Regions from separate parts of the Homo sapiens genome. Here region 1 is linked to region 2. A link is a loop called in an ENCODE intact Hi-C map of the cell type or tissue named here. Cell type or tissue: body of pancreas. All regions are shown on one strand. Each heading gives the region's core, and the rest is flanking DNA. Links, peaks and the distances in the headings are about the cores only. Region 1 overlaps DIP2B (disco interacting protein 2 homolog B). Region 2 overlaps DIP2B (disco interacting protein 2 homolog B).

Region 1 (8,337 bases), core at 73-8,072, 59 kb before region 2:
GTTTCCTACCCTCATAGGGTTTACAATCGAGAATGATCTTTCTCAGCCAGGCATGGTGGCTCATGTCTGTAATCTCATCACTTCGGGAGGCCGAGGTGGGTGGATCACTTGAGGCCAAGAGTTCGAGATCAGCCCGGCCAACATGGTGAAACCCCATCTCTACTAAAAATACAAAAAATTAGCCCTTTAATCCTAGCGCTTTGGGAGGCTGAGGCGGGTGGATCACGAGGTCAGGAGATCGAGACCATCTTGGCTAATACAGTGAAACCCCGTCTCTACTAAAAATACAAAAAAATTAGCCGGGTGTGGTGGCATGCACCTGAAGTCCCAGCTACTCGGGAGGCTGAGGCAGGAAAATGGCGTGAACCTGGGAGGTGGAGCTTGCAGTGAGCCGAGATCGCAGCCACTGCATTCCAGCTTGGGCAACGGAGCAAGACTCCATCTCCAAAAAAAAAAAAAGCAAAAAACTTAGCTGGGCGTGGTGGCATGTACCTGTAATCCCAGCTACTTGGGAGGCTGAGGCAGGAGAATCACTTGAACCTGGGAGGCGGAGGTTACAGTGAGCTGAATTCACTCCAGCCTGGGCAACAAGAGTGAAACTCTGTCTAAAAAGAGAAAGCAAATAAAAATAAATAAATAAAAATTCAAAAATCAGCCAAGCGTGGTGGTGCATGCCTGTAATCCCAGCTGCTTGGGAGGCTGAGGCATGAGAATTGCTTGAAGCCGGGAGGCAGAGGTTGCAGTAAGCTGAGGTTGCGCCACTGCGCTCCAGCCTGGGCGACAGAGTGAGACCCTGTCTCAAAAAAAAATAAATAAATAAAAAAGTCTTTCTCAAATTATATTCTGATGATCAGAGAATGATCTTTCTCAATTTACAGCCTGATGATCACTAATCTCAGTGAGATAGTTCATTTATAAAATTTAGTGGTTTAATTTCTTATCTTTGACAGTCATCTTAAACAGTAACATGTTAAAGGCTTAGAGAAGTGTCTGGCAAATAAACTGTTTTCACATTTTTACAACTTAATATTTCTTAAATTTATTCCATAGAATAAAACTTTAGGAAATAGCAACCTATATAAGAGTGCATTCCTCTAACCCCTATGCACATTAGATTGGCAGTAAATTATATTTGAATCACAGGCCTTTTCTCCTCTGTTTACTCAATATCAATTGTTTAAGGAAAGCTAGATAACTTACCTTTTCTTGCCCTTCCTCCATGCAGCCAAGGGTGAATATTTAAGTTTTATTTCTATGGATCATTCTTCATTAACTGTGCTAGAGGCCATCATTTAGAAGGGGAGACATTTCCAGGTTCTTAAAGCTGAGTGTATTTATATACTATGTAGTCTACATTTGTCATAATATTTCCAGAGTTATTAAAAGGTACAGGAATCTTTTGTAGATGTTTTCTAATGTTTCTGAATGCAGACCTTTATTCACTACCTCCATCTTAGGTGATGGCTTTCACCTAGTTAATTTTTTTTTTTTAAGTGAGAGCTACAAATCTGTCTTAGGGCTTCTGTGAAACTATTCAGAGTACTATCAGTTAAAGTAGCACATCCATAAACACATTGCATCTCAGATAACAGAACACCTTAATTTATGGAAACGATACTCCCGAAGATGCTGTCTATAATTTTTGCATATATAAATTTGTTGTATTATTGATTGATTGAGACAGAGTCGCTTTGTTGCCTAGGCTGGAATGCAGTGGCATGATCTCTGCTTACTGCAACCTCTGCCTTCCGGGTTCAAGTGATTCTTGTGCCTCAGCCTCCTGAGTAGCTGGGATTACAGGCGTGTGCAACCATGCTTGGCTAATTTTTGTATTTTTAGTAGAGACTGGGTTTCACCCATGTTGGCCAGGGTGGTCTCGAACTTCTGGCCTCAAGTGATCCACCCATGTCGGCCTCCTAAAATGCGGGGATTACAGGCATGAACCACCATGCCTGACCTGTTCTACCATCTCTTTTATAAATATTGGTCTGCTTCTCTTTGAAGGGTTCTTATTCTAGTAGTAGAATAAGATAGAATAAGATCATGTTTGTTATCTCTGTATTGACAGGCTTATAAGTGGCTGTTGATTGAATTTAAAGAGAATAAATAAGGTATCATTCAGATATTTGAAATCAATTTCTAAAGTGACAGTAAATTATTTTAGTTATCTCCCTGACCTTGACTGCCAGGAGCAGGCTTTGGAATACAAAGAGGTGGAGAAGAAGGGCGGTAGAGAAAGGGTAACAAGCTGTTCTTCCAGATTTCCTAGCAAGTCTTAGATAATGGTAATACCTGATTCTAGAATACAGAAGGTTATATAGCATAGTGAGGGAGTGTGTATGGTAATAAGAATAAGAGGGGAGGTTATTTAGGTCTCTTCCGTATATAGGGTTGGAGCAAATGCTTAAAAGCATAGAACAGGGCTTTCCTATCTTATTTCAGCAATGCCATTTATATATTTGAAAGTTACAGAGTTAATTTTCTTTAAAAAAAAAAAATTCTAGTCGGGCACGGTGGCTCATGCCTGCATTCCTAGCACTTTGGGAAACCGAGGGCAGTGGATTGCTTGAGCCCAGGAGTTCGAGACCAGCCTGGGCAACATGCAAAACCCCTCTCTACAAAAAATAAAAAAGTTAGCCAGGCATGGTGATGTGCTCCTGTGGTCTCAGCTACTGGAGAGGCTGAGATGGGAGGATCATCTGAGCCTGGGGAAGTTGTCGAGGCTGCAGTGAGCTGAGATCATGCCACTGCACTCCAGACTGGGTGACAGAGTGACCCTGACTCAGAAAAAAAAAAAAAAATTCTCAGGCTTTTTTATGGTCAGACTAAATTATCACCTAAATACAGTACATATGACTTTGTGGCTGTGATGTGTGTTTGTGTGTGAGGGAGAGAGACTGATTGATTGTAATACAATACTATAAGGCAAATAATTTAGCTGTGTCAGTGCCAAAAGAATAATTTTAACTCTTACGTACCACTAAATATATTCTAGCTACCTTTTAAAACCAATATCTCAGTTGGCTTAGCTGCCACAAAAAACCTATAATACTCTAATAAAATTAGTGTAGAACGATTGCTAAAAGTTTGAAGATTATTAACCACAGCTTGACTTACTCATGGAACCAACAGAAGACCTGTTCATCAGTTTTCATTTGTTTGAGTCATTTGGGAGCTGCTGGTTATCTATTTCCAACATATGCTTAAGTTTTGTTGAGATGTATTTTCTTCCACTTTGTTTCTTTTCTTCTTCTGAGATATGGTCTCTCTCTGTTGCCCAGGCTGGAGTGCAGTGACGTGATCTTGGCTCACTGCAGTCTGCCCCGCCTGGGCTCAAACGATTCTTCCACCTCAGCCTCCTGAGTGGCTAGATCTATAGGTGCATGCCACCAGTCCTGGCTAATTTTTGTATTTTTTGTAGAGGCTGGATTTTGCCATATTGCCCAGGCTGGTCTTGAACTCATGGACTCAAGCAATCTGCCTGCCTTGGCCTCCCAAAGTGCTGGGATTACAGGTATGAGCCACTGCACCTGGCCTTTTTTTTTTTTTTTTTTTTTTAAAGGCAGTATCTTGCTCTATTGCTCAGGCTGAGTGAGGCAGTGTGATTATAGCTCGCTCTAGCCTCCAACTCCTGGGCTTAAGTGATCCTCTTCTCTTGCCTAAGCCTCCCAAGTAGCTGGGACTACTGGTGTGGGCCACCATACCTGGCTAATTTTTAAACTTTTTATGGGTATGGGGTGTCACTATATTGCCCAGGCTGCTCTCAAACTCCTAGGCTCAAGCAAGCCTGCCACCTTTCCCTCCCAAAGTGTTGGGTTTACAGGCATAAGCCACCTTGCCCAGCCTAATTTTTTTTTTTTTAAAAGCTCATTCTGTGTACCTTAACTTCTTTGATCCTTCATTCTTGAAATTTTAGCAGGATATTTGCTGGATTTATTTTTTTAGTCCTCAGGTGGTAAGGATTGAGCTAATGACATCACATTTCATAACATAGCATCAGCATTGGTCTGTGCAAGTCCTCTCTCTTAGCTCTTCAGATTAATTAATTTCTTTTTTACCTCCACTTTCCACTTCTGTTCCTATTTCCCCATAGTTAAACTGTTGTAATGTATTTGGTAAGTATCCCTATATTTGTATGCAGTTTTGTAAATATGTAGTGCTGGGTTCTTGCGTGTGTGTGTGTGTGTGATTTGTTAAACTTACCTAAATGGTACTGTATTCTCTTGGTACTATTTAGGGACTGTGTTGCTGTGTATATACCTAGTTCTTTGTTTCTAATCTAACCACCATCTGCCTTTCCTTAAATGATTTGTTCTTTCGGTGATGGACACCAGATTATTTTCAACTTCCCACTGCTGCAGACGATGGGATGAACATTGTTGTGCTTGTTCTGTTATGGTGGGAGAATTTCTTTCAATGTATGCATAAGAGTAGATTGCTGTACTTAATTTGATTAAGCACTGCCAAATTTGGGCACTTTTTCAGATTGTGCAACATTTCCTATTTCTTCAGAAATAGGAAACAGAAAGCTGTTTATCCAGCTTTCTAATTGTTGTCTATCTGATGGGGTAAAGTGGTATCTTAATGTTGTTTTAATTTGTATTCTCCAGTTACTGAATGGCAGCGTTTCTTTATATACCATTAAGACCATATGAACGCCCCCTCTGTGAATTACCTGTTCATATCCCTGGCCCACTTCTTTAATTAGAGTTTCTGTCTTTTCCTGTTTGATTTACAGAGTGTTTTTGTAGAGTTTAGAATATTAGCCTGGTATTTGCCTTTTCTTCATCTGTCATAGTATGTTAATTTTGTCATTGGTACCTTTTGCTGAGTAGGGCTTAATTTTGATATAGGAAGTCCATAATCTTTTACTTTATGGTCTTCTGGAAATATGAAGATATTCTGCATTTTTAATTATGTATTTCATAAGTCAGCATTTCCCATGAGATCTTCCACCTGAGTCCATCATTATATATGACATAGAATAGTAATCCAGTTTTATTTTTCTGCACGTATTGAGGCCATTTTCCTAACCACATGAACTAGTTTGTGGTGCCACTATTTTTTTTTTGGAGACAGAGCTTATTCTTTCACCCAGGCTGGAGTGCAGTGGTGCACTCACAGCTCACTATAGCCTTGACCTCCCGACTCAAGTGATCCTCCCAGCTCAGCCCCCTGAGTAGCTGGGACTAAAGGCATGCACTGCCACACCTGCTTTTATTTTTTTGTGGAGATGAGATCTCGTCATGTTGGTCAGGCTTGTCTTGAACTCCTGGGCTCAAATGATCTGCCTGCCTCAGCCTCCCAAAGTGCTGGGATTGCAGGCATGAGCCACCATGCCAGCTGGTGCCACTATTTTTTTTTTTGAGATGGGTCACTCTGTTGCCCAGGCTAGAGTGCAGTGGTGCGATCTCGGCTTACTCCAAGCTCCACCTCCTGGGTTCATGCCATTCTCCTGCCTCAGCCTCCTGAGTAGCTGGGACTACAGGCGCCCGCCACCACGCCCGGCTAATTGTTTTGTATTTTTAGTAGAGACGGGGTTTCACTGTGTTAGCTAGGATGGTCTCGATCTCTTGACCTTGTGATCTGTGCCACTACTCTTATATATCATGTTCCCATATTTCCATGGCATTCTAAGAGCTCTGGTCTGTTTTATTGGATATAGATAACTGTAGTTATGTTTGTTACGTCAATGCCAGCTGTTTTTATTACTCTGCTTTGTGTTGTGTCTTCACATCTAGTAGGATACATCAATTAAAAAGGCATCATTTCACCCTCAAATTAATCTTAAAAAGTCAATGTAGTCCCAATTAAATTTCATCTATTTTCTCAAGGAATTTGGCAAACATTCTAAAATTTGAATGGAAAAATGAAAGTCATTTTCAAAATTGATTTACCCCTTTGGGGTCCTGTTAACTGCTTAATCTAAGTAGTTCACAGTTTTTGTGTGTGTGCCTATTTGGGCATTTTATATGTCTCGAAATTTATCCATTTCATCTTTTTTTTTTAAACAGTGAAATTTTTATTTTAGAAAAATTTTAGTTTTACAGAAAAATCTTCACTGAATTTAGAATTCTGAATCGACAGTACTTTTTCTTTTCTTTTTTTCTGAGACAGGGTCTTGCTCTGTCACTCAGGCTGGAGTGCAGTGGCATGATTATGGCTCATTGCAGCCTCAACCTCCTGAACTCAAGTGATCCTTCCACCTCAGCTTCCTGAGTAGCTGAGACTACAGGTGCATGCCACCATGCCCAGCTAATTTGTTTTTTTGTAAAGTTGGAATTTTGCCATGTTGCCCAGGCTGGCCTTAAACTCCTGGGCTCAAGGAGTCTGCCTTCCTTGGCTTCCCAGACTGCTGAGATTACAGGCTTGAGCCACCATGCCCAGCCAATAGTACTTTTCTCTTGGCATTTAAAAAATATTGTTTGCACTGTCTTTTGGCTTCCGTGATTTCTGACAAGAAAGCCCATTTATTTTAATTCTGGTTTCATTACATATAATGTGTCTTTTTTTGTTTGAGATTCTCCTTCAATCTGTGAATTTATGTTTTCCAATAAATTTGGAAGTTTGCAGCCATTATTTTTTCAATTACTCTTTCTATACCAATAATTTGTTTTCTTCTTTCCTTCTGTGGTTCCAGTGACATGAATGTTAGGTCTTTTGATAGTGTCTCACAGGTCTCTGAGGCTCTGTTAGATTTTTTGATTTCTTTTTCTGTTCTTGAAATTGAATCATATGGCTGGGCGCAGTGGCTCACACCTATAATCCCAGCACTTTGGGAGGCTGAGATGGGCAGATCACAAGGTCAGGAGATCGAGACCATCCTGGCTAACACGGTGAAACCCCGTCTCTACTAAACAAAATACAAAAAATTAGCCAGGCGTGGTGGCGGGCGCCTGTAGTCCCAGCTACTCGGGAGGCTGAGGCAGGAGAATGGTGTGAACCCCGGAGGCGGAGCTTGCAGTGAGCCGAGATCGCGCCACTGCACTCCAGCCTGGGTGACAGAGCGAGACTCCGTCTCAAAAAAAAAAAAAAAAAAAAAGAAAGAAAGAAATTGAATCATTCTATTGATCTGTATGTGCACTGACTTTTTTTTTGTTTGTTTTTTGCTATCACAATTATTCGATTTAGCTTGTATTGTGATCTTTTTATTTGACACACTTTTCTGTTGTAAAATTTCCATTTGGTTCTTTAAAAAACACTTTTATTTTGAAATAATTACAGATTTATAGGAAGTTGCAAAGATATGTACAGAAAGATCCCATGAACCCTTTTCCCAGCCTCTCCCAGTGTTAACATCTTGCATAACTGTAGTACATTATTAATACAAAGAAATTGACATTGGTGCAATCCACAGATTTTATTGAGATTTTTCCATGTATACCTGCATGTGTGTGTGTATAGTTTTCTGCTATTTTAGCACATGTGTAGCTTCATGTAACTACTGCCACAAACTACAGAACTGTACATCATCCATTTATAGCTTTTTCATAGTTTCTATTTCTCTGCTGAAAACATCTGTCTTTCAGAGTGTTTACCTTTACCTCATGGAGCATGGCTATAATAACCGCTTTAAAAATCTTTTTTTTTATTTTGAGATGGAGTCTTGCTCTGTCACGCAAGCTGGAGTGCAGTGGCGCCATCTTGGCTTACTGCAACCTTTACCACCCGGGTTCAAGCAATTCTCCTGCTTCAGCCTCCCAAGTAGCTGGGATTACAGGCGCCCGCCACCATGCTTGGCTAATTTTTGTAGTTTTAGTAGAGATGGGGTTTCGCAGTGTTGGCCAGGCTGGTCTCGAACTCCTGACCTCAGATGATCTGCCCGCCTTGGCTTCCCAAAGTGCTGGGACTACAGGCATGAGCCATCGTGCCCGGCCTAAAATTCTTTGATAATTCTATTATCTGTTTAATTTCCGTTTGGGTATCTGTTGATTGTCTTTCTCCCAAGAATTGGTCATATTTTCTTGGTCCTTTGTATGTTGAGTAATTTTGGATTATGTGTGGTTCATATTGAATATTACATTGTGAGACTTTGGGTCCTATTACAATCCTCTGGAGAATGTTGAGTTGTTTGTTTTTTTAAGCATGGAGTCAACTTGGTTAAGTTCAGATCTCGAGTTTGTTCTCACCTTCTGTAGATTCCAGTGTCAGTTCAGTTCTCAGTGTTTGCTCTGCTGTTTGACTGACCCTGCCTAAGCACTAATCAGGTCTGGGACTTGGGAGTGTCTTATAGCTCAGTTCTCAAAGCTTTTGCTGTCCTTCTTTGGAACTACTGTACATATGCAAGCTTGGAGGTCAGCCTGAGATGCATGTTTGTTATTATGTAGAATTGGGGAT
Region 2 (8,337 bases), core at 116-8,115:
TTGTCTTTGTTTAATGACCTGCATATCATCCATTCAGTGCTCAAAAATGCTTTTCTTTCCTTCCCAAAGTCCCCCCACCCTCTATCACCACCCCTGACTGCATAGCTGTGACTTTAAAGCAGGGTTGCATGGCATATGCTCTTTTATTTCCACTGGGGCAGAAAGTTTATGGCTGCAGCTGTAACCCTTGCTCTCTGTCCATTAAGACTGCTCCCGATAGAAAAAGTTATACATATGACTTGATGACCCTCCAGAATTTTTCAGATGTTGTGTTTATTTAGCCCCTAATTGCTCAAGGTACTGCACAAGGTCATAAATGAAAGTTACTTAGCATTGCCACATTTCTTGGGAGATAGGAATCCTGAACAACTACCAAACATGGCCATGCCCATACAGAGCCAGTCAGCAGCAGAGTACAACTAGCAAACCACTAAGTGACTGTATCGTTAGGAATTTATATCACCTTTCTGATAAGAGAATGAAAAGCCAGACCCAAACCAAATGTCGTCTGCTCCGTGAAGCATTCCTTTCCCTACTCAGGCCAAGATCGTGATGCTTCCTTCTGGGTTCCAGAAGGTGCTGCATTTGTGTACGTGTCTCCCATGGCGCTTAATTATAGAGTGTTAGTCATGTTTGTTTGCCTGTGCCTCTTCTCTGCGACATAATTGTCCCCACTTGGCCAGTAGGGTAGGCTTTTAGTAATGTTTGTTGATGTTATTTTCCATAGCCCAGACCCTATATTTTAAATCACAATGAAAACTTTGCAAGGGAGAGACTGTTCCCCATTTCACAGATGTAGAAACTGAGGCTCTGCTGAGCGCATTGGTTCACACCTGTAATCCCAACACTTTGGGAGGCCAAGGCAGGAGGATTGCTTGAGCCCAGGAGTTTGAGACCAGCCTGGGCAATAGTGAGACCCTTGTCTCTATAAAAAAAACTTTTTAAAAATTAGCTGGGTGTGATAGCACACCCATCTGGTCCCAGATACTCAGGAGGCTGAGGCAGGAGGGTCACTTGAGCCCACAAGTGAGCCATGATCATGCCACTGCACTCCGGCCTGGGTGACAGAGTGAGACCCTGTCTTAGAAAAAGAAAGAAACAGATTTATCAAGAAATAAAACTTGTCTAGAGTCCTTTTGCCTCAGATGTGGTTCTGTCTAGCTCAGACCCTTGAGCTCTTCACCACAGCAGTGTCACCCACCTGACTGGTGTAAATACACACTAACTGCTCACTACTTATGCGACTGTTCTCCCTACCACCTTGTGGCTTTTAGGAGGCTTGGGTGGCTGGCAGGCTCACGCACGCCTCCTCACAGCCCTCTCTCAATCAACTTGAAGATGATTTGTGGGCCACTTGTGCCAAGCTGTTTTCATTGATCCCAGGTGGTGAGGAAAGAAGTTGGAAACATAAGTCCTTTATACTCAGCCTCACACATGTGTCTTTCTGTATGTCTGCTGCTGGCTGCTGAAGACTGTGGTAATTCTGATGCAGCTGGACAGTCTCACAGCGTGTGGGTCGCAGACTCGCCACGACCATTCTCTTGTTGGTTTAGGTCAGTGTCTTCATACAAGGCTCTATGCCTGCCTCCACTCCTGCCAAGCGCTGCAGGCACCTGGACAAAAGACGTTACTCTAGTGGGAGGGGAAGGCTAATCCTCCCTGTATTTATTTCTCAAAAAAACTTGAACAACAGGTTTACCTTATATGCCATTTTAATGCAAATTTTATATAGGTATCATTATGATTCTCCTTTTTGTTCTATATGCCAGATGGCAAAAAGTCTGTTCTGAGTAAGAAAGCCTGTGGTGTGACTCAGTGTCTGAGCTCCAGAGGTTCTGTGCTCTCCCTTGTGGCTGGATAGCCCAGCCAGCATTCTTCCCCCTCCTCCCAATCAGTTCCCTCCTCACATTCAGTCTGCAGAACCATCCAGCATACACCAGACAGGATTCCTCACTGCAGCAATTTCCAAACTTGCCTGGCTTTAGGACTCATTGGAAGATGCTTGTTAGAAGTAGAGATTTCTGGATCTTAATCCAGACTTAGTGCATCAGAGTCTCCATGGGAGGGGTCTGGGAATTCGTATTTTTGCAAGTTCCTTGGGAGAATCTTAAAAATTGGACAAGGTTGAAAAACATTGCTTTAGTGCAGCAAAATCTGTGTAAGTACAGGTGGTGAGGATGATTTAAGAGCACAGACTATAAGTGGTGGCAACCACAGAAATGTGAAATAACAGATTCTCACTGATTTCTTTCTGTCTGGTCTTGCCCTCTAGCTAAGGGATGTATCTATATCTGGCTTGGAGTTCTTAGCTTTTAGTGCCTTGTGATTTATATATTATTCCTCTCTTCAGGCAGTCCAAGCATTGCTTTTTTGTTCACCTTTAAGATCTAGCTGTCAAGTTTCGGTAAACTTCTGGTCCACTAAATTCCATTCCCTGAGCCTTTCAGCTCTTGCTAAAGAACTCTTTTTCTCCCATTTCTAGTTTTCCACCAAGTACACATGTCTGTTTGATTTATTATTCTCTCACTGCCTCCATTTTATTAATTCATTCAGTCACTTGTTCAACAAGCGTCTATTGTGCCAGGCTGTGGGTGGGCTACAGTGATAAACAAGACACAATCCCTGCCCTCAAGTGCACAGTCTAGTAGGGAGACATGGGGTGTAAACACATAATTAAAATACCAGTGGGTGCTAAGTGCTATCACAGATATGTATGCAGATTTGTAGGCGCACTAGGAGGAAGTAGTGGAAGGCATCACAGAGGGGTGACTTTTGAGCACAGGGTCTTGTAGTCAGAAAACGGGGAGGGGGAGCATTTTAAAGATACTGTAGGCCTAGCATTGTAGTCCTCGCATTCTCACTGCAGCTCAGCTTCTTCCAGGTCTCCTTAATTTCTTTGCTCGTTTGTGGATCTGATGGAGCTAATTGGCATGGCTGAACTAGACTGTCTTGATTGACCTCTTTCAAAACCTGAGGTGGTTAGTAGTTGATTAATATCCAGGATGCCAAATCTAACAGATTGTCCCACGATCATTTACTGACATTGCCTGACTGAGACTTAAGCACTGAAGAAAGCTTTTTAAAGGCCTTTCACTTTGTCACTCTGCCAGATGTGTTCTGAGCCATCAGAAGTGGCCTTTGTGCCAGGGTAGGGGGTGGAGGTAGGAGATCTTGTGAGTGGCGAATGGAACAGAAGAATGCTTTGGTATTTCTTTTACAATAAAAGACATGGTTTCCTGTTTCTAATGACGGTTTACTTGGTAGGCTTCTGTACCCCTGTTAGCTGTATTTACTGTTTGAAATTCCCTGAAGTCTTGAGTTGGCTGCTTTGAAAAGGTTTAATTAATTATTTTTTAACAAAAATTCAGTTTCTGTATTTTACTAGGGAAACAGATGAAGGACCATTGTGATTAAATTTGTATAGTGTAGTAAGTAGTCATGATTGAAGTTTTAAAATATTTATTGTTTCTTGAAATAATGTTCATTGCAGAAAAATTAGAAAATAAGAGCAAGAAGGAAAAGAAACTATAAAACCACTTCATAATCTTGCAAGCCATAACTAACCACTGTTAATATTTTGGTGGGTAAACATGCACACTTTTCCAGTGCATACACAGAAAAAAATTTTACATGTGTGCAAACACATTATTCCTTTTTTTTTTGAGATGGAGTTTCACTCTTGTTGCCCAGGCTGGAGTACAGCGGTGTGATCTCAGCTCACCGCAGTAACCTCTGCCTCCTGTGTTCAAGCGATTCTCCTGCCTCAGTCTCCTGAGTAGCTGAGACTACAGGCACGCGCCACCACTCTCAGCTAATTTTTGTATTTTTAGCAGAGACAGGGTTTCACCATGCTGGCCAGGCTGGTCTCGAACTCCTGACCTTAGGTGATCTGCGTGCCTCGGCCTCCCAAAGTGCTGGGATTACAGGCGTGAGCCACCTTGCCCAGCTATTTTTTTTTTTTTTTACCCCATCTAATGACCTATCAAAAATATCATTCTTAAAATTGAATATACTGTGTAAACCACCTTGTTAGCAAATATACACCTATGGACCGTTCGTTCTTAGAAAGATGTGTACTTTTGAATTAATATAAATCAGGCTTAGTTTTTAAAAATCAAACTCTACTAAAGTATATAAAACAGGCCAGGTGTGGCTCACACCTGTAATTCTAGCACTTTGGGAGACCGAGACGAGAGGATTGCTTGAGCCCAGGAGTTCAAGACCAGCCCGGGCAACAAAGCGAGATTCTGTCTTGAGAAAAAATTTAAAAACTAGCCAGGCATGGTGGCGTGCCAGCCACTTGGGAGGCTGAGGTGGGAAGATCCCTTGAGCCCAGGAGTTTGAGGTTGCCGTGAGCTATGATCACACCACTGCACTCCCTCCAGCCTGGGTGATAGAGGGAGACCCTGCCTCCAAAATATATGTATCTACACACACACACACACACACACACACACACACACACACACACACACTCTCTCTCTCTCTCTCTCTCTCTCTCTCTCTCACTCACCCAAGTATAAACAATTTAGTATATAGCCTTCCAGACACACACACACACACACGCACACACACACACACACACTCTCACTCACCCAAGGATAAACAATTTAGTATATAGCCTTCCAGATTATTTTCTGTGTATATGCAAACATACCTATTACTGTTTTTAAAAATTTTTTTAATTTTTTACGGAATCAGATGATGTTATACCTACTGTTCTGCAGCTTGCCTTTTACACGTAATGTATTACATCTCCTGTGGCAATATATTTGGATTACTTGCCCATTATTATATAGATTAGAGTTTTTCATCCTCAGCACTGCTGGCATTTTGGGCTGGATAAATCTTTGTTGTGGGACATTGCAGGTTGTTAGCAGCATCCCTGACCTCTATCCCCTAGATGCCAGTAGCACCTCTTCTTCCATGGTGACAAAAATGTTTCCCAACATTGTCACATGTCTCCTGGGGGACAAAACTCTCCTAGTTGAAAGCCACTGATATAGATGGTCTATAATATAAGCATCTAGATTGCTGCCAGTTTGTTTTTTTACTGTAAACAGTAGAGCACAGGATACTCTTAATGATTTTTGTGCACGTGTGTGAATGTTATCATTGAATAAATTCTTAGTACAGCTGCTGAATCAATTTTGATAGAAACTTGCAAATTACTCTAAGAGGATTGTATCATTTTATTTTTCAACTATATCCCAATGATTCCAAATCTCTCTTTCCTGAGTTCTAGATAAAACCAACTGTTGATTAGCTGTCTCTTCTTGTGTGTCCCACAGGCCTGTCCTAAGCTTAACTCTTTTCTTCGACCTCACCAAACACACACCTCAAGCAAGAAACCAGCTTCACCCTACTTTCTTTCTTTCTTTTTTCCTGAGACAGAGTCTTGCTCCATTGCCTAGGCTGGAGTGCAGTGGCGCGATCTCGGCTCACTGCAACCATCACCTCCCGGGTTCAAGCAATTCTCCTGCCTCAGTCTCCTGAGTAGCTGGGATTACAGACATGTGCCACCACACCCAGCTAATTTTTTGTATTTTTAGTAGAGACAGGGTTTCACCGTGTTGGCCAGGTTGGTCTTGAACTCCCAACCTTGTGATCCACCCACCTCGACCTACTGAAGTGCTGGGATTACAGGCATGAGCCACTGCACCTGGCCCCTATTTTCAAGCAGTCAGCAAATCCTATGGTCTTCCTCTTAATTCATTCACTTCATTCATCCCTTCTACCACTGTCTTTAATTCAAGCTACTACTTACTCTTACCCAGATCTCTGTAGTAGCACTGGACCAACATCTACTCCTTCTGGCTTTTAGTCTTGGTTCCTGACAACTCATTCTCCCAGCAAGGGTGAACTTGCTGCAGTGCAGTGTTAAGTCCTCTGCTCTAGCCCTTTTTAGTGATCCCTGCTTCCTCTCCATCATCCACTGCAGCATTGGAGGCTGAGGCCAACAGCACCTGACATTTATCACCCTTGATTGCAAATTTGTATCCGTCAGACATGCTTTTTTCCCCTAATAAGTGGATATTAAAATTTTGAATGTTTAAAGTACTTTTAATACTACAATTTGACTTTTTTTCCTGTTTTATATATTAGGTTCTATGTAAGGCTTCACAGTAAATAAAGTTATCTCTTATTTTAAAAGGTTCTTTTTCAGAAAACAGTGCTCTGTCATGTCACCTCACCACATATCTTTCATCCCTCAGCTTTAAATCACTCATTCTCCCTTAACGTCCTCTTGTTTCTCTGCATTTCCTGTTCCTTTTAACCCTACTCTCTACTCATTTATCTATTTCCGTTTCCTTAGTACCTAGTCCATTTCTTGCCACTTCAACTACAGATTTTCTCCTGTATTTATCAGTTTATCCTTATTGCATTTGTTGTATATGCACTAATTTGTGCATCATACATACTTTTAAATTTAACTTTGTGGAAAGGAGAGCCACATGAGTAAATAAGACAAAGCATTGAACCAAGGGGAGGGGATGTGGGAATTCCAGTCCCAGGTTCCAGCACAGGTGTTAGGGTACAGAAAGTCCTTTTAATTATCCCATCCAGAGCCTGAACTTTGTCTTCTCTTACTTTTATGTGGTTCGTATAGCAGTATAAGTGAATACCTCAGAAACCAGTTGTACTCATTTGGTAAATTGAAACTCCAGAGAGAAATCGTTGTCAGCCTTGCTGCATTCCATTTTGGGATATCTTAAATACCAAGGAAGCTGGGGATGCCTAGGAACTTGGGGATCTCTGTCATGGTATACAACATATTGCTATGCAAGATTGGTTTTGGGACAAGCTCTACAGTATTCTACAGGAAGTCAGCTCCAAGCCTGTGGGAAATCATACATAGCAAAATCCTTGGCAAAGAACCATACATTCCCCCCCCCAACCCCCTGCCTCTATATGGGGTAGTTCTATAACTCTGTAATTAATTTTATTTTTACAGTGGAAAACCACAGAGTAAGAATAATGCATAACCTATTTCTGTTTCTTGCTATTTTAGGGGACATCACCCAGAAGGGCTATGAAAAGAAAAGGTCCAAACTCCTATCTCCTTACAGCCCGCAGACACAAGGTAGGCAATAAAAAATGGTTTCAACTTTTTCAGTATTTTTACACCAAAAGATGCTGTCTTACAAGACCTCTATCTTTTGTTTGTTCCTGTTTTTCCCTCCCTTCCTCACCAGGGGAGAGAAAAAAACGGAAGGAAAGAAAGGAGGAAATGAATCTTAATGAGCATCTGCTGTGTGCTAGGCACTTTTAAAAATACCTAAGGTCATCAGATAATTTACACAGAACTTGGGTGGTAGTGTGTGAAAGACTATGCATAACTGAGATGATTCCATGGCAGAAAATTCCAAGCCATGGAAAAACCACATCGTATTTATGATGGTGCACAAACCGTGATGAAGAAGAGCAAGAGGGAGGAAGGAAGGACAGATCCCCTATCGAATGGCAATACTTGAGGATTGGGGGGTAAAACCCTAAATGAACTTGTAGATTAATTCAAAGCCAGACTTACTGCTTCTATAGAGAGACTAGCACATTGTTTATATATCAGAAAGTCCTGAATTAATTTCATGCTTAATGCCAAAGGGGTTGCCATAACCTTTGCCTCTAAGCAAGGCTGTCTCTAAATAATCATCATATTTTTAAAGTTACTCAGATTGCAGGATTTCCTTTGACAGCCTATTTCTGCTTATATCACTTTTACTATAGGGTGTTTTGTCTTTATTTCTGATTTTCTACCCCCTTCAACCAAAGTGTGTTTCTGCAAGCCTGTTCTTTGTGGAACTAATGGCTTTTTTTTTTTTTTTTTACTGAATTATAAATACCATGAGGACTTTGTATCTCCCACAGTTCTCATAGTAAGCTTTGCACAGGGTTTATGGCCTGTAAATATTTGTTGAATGAACAGTGGAATAAATAAATAAATAATGGTGATATACCAATATATTTCTTTGATGTGCTTGTTTTATTTCCTGTATTGTTCTTGGAAATACCTTCATAGAGAAACTAGTAGGTCAATACACTGACAGCTAATTTAAGATATCTCAATGAATAGGTGTATGTAGAAATGAATTGAGAGAAAAGAGGTGGAAATTGGGCCAGCGACAGCTAGTGAAAAGCCAGCTTTTGCTGAGCAAGGCATGACCTAGGGGTTGAGGAGGTTACCTTGATTTGCTGCTTATTGTGGATCTGGCCCATGCCTCTGAAGGCCCAGAGATTTACTTGAGTCACTTGGTGTAAAAGCAATAGCTCAGCAAGAGGTATAACTGTAAAAAGGACCACAGTTTGTTATCCGTAGTCAGGCTACGCAGAAACCAA

What was found. Hi-C counts contacts between places; a loop is a spot of excess contacts. Peaks named below come from ENCODE experiments on the same cell type or tissue, not always from the same donor. Only the 100,000 strongest peaks of a DNase experiment are listed, where the experiment ranks them.
Region 1: a loop joins it to region 2, with 2.0 times the contacts of the local background. A loop is called at or near these places in 18 of 110 quality-filtered maps.

The regions. Positions count from the first base shown.
Region 1 is chr12:50,559,951-50,568,287 of GRCh38, forward strand. All of the region lies in intron 1 of DIP2B (disco interacting protein 2 homolog B), which reads left to right. Among named protein-coding and RNA genes, the nearest start is that of DIP2B, 59 kb to the left of the region's middle. In body of pancreas, for the core only: no CTCF peak of the experiment used is centred there; no DNase peak of the experiment used is centred there; H3K27ac peaks cover 1,026 bases.
Region 2 is chr12:50,618,964-50,627,300 of GRCh38, forward strand. It overlaps DIP2B (disco interacting protein 2 homolog B), which reads left to right. Exons shown (of 38, transcript NM_173602.3): 2 at 7,013-7,084. Among named protein-coding and RNA genes, the nearest start is that of DIP2B, 120 kb to the left of the region's middle. RefSeq lists an enhancer at 1,651-1,840. In body of pancreas, for the core only: no CTCF peak of the experiment used is centred there; a DNase peak (open chromatin) is centred at 3,128; H3K27ac peaks cover 1,338 bases.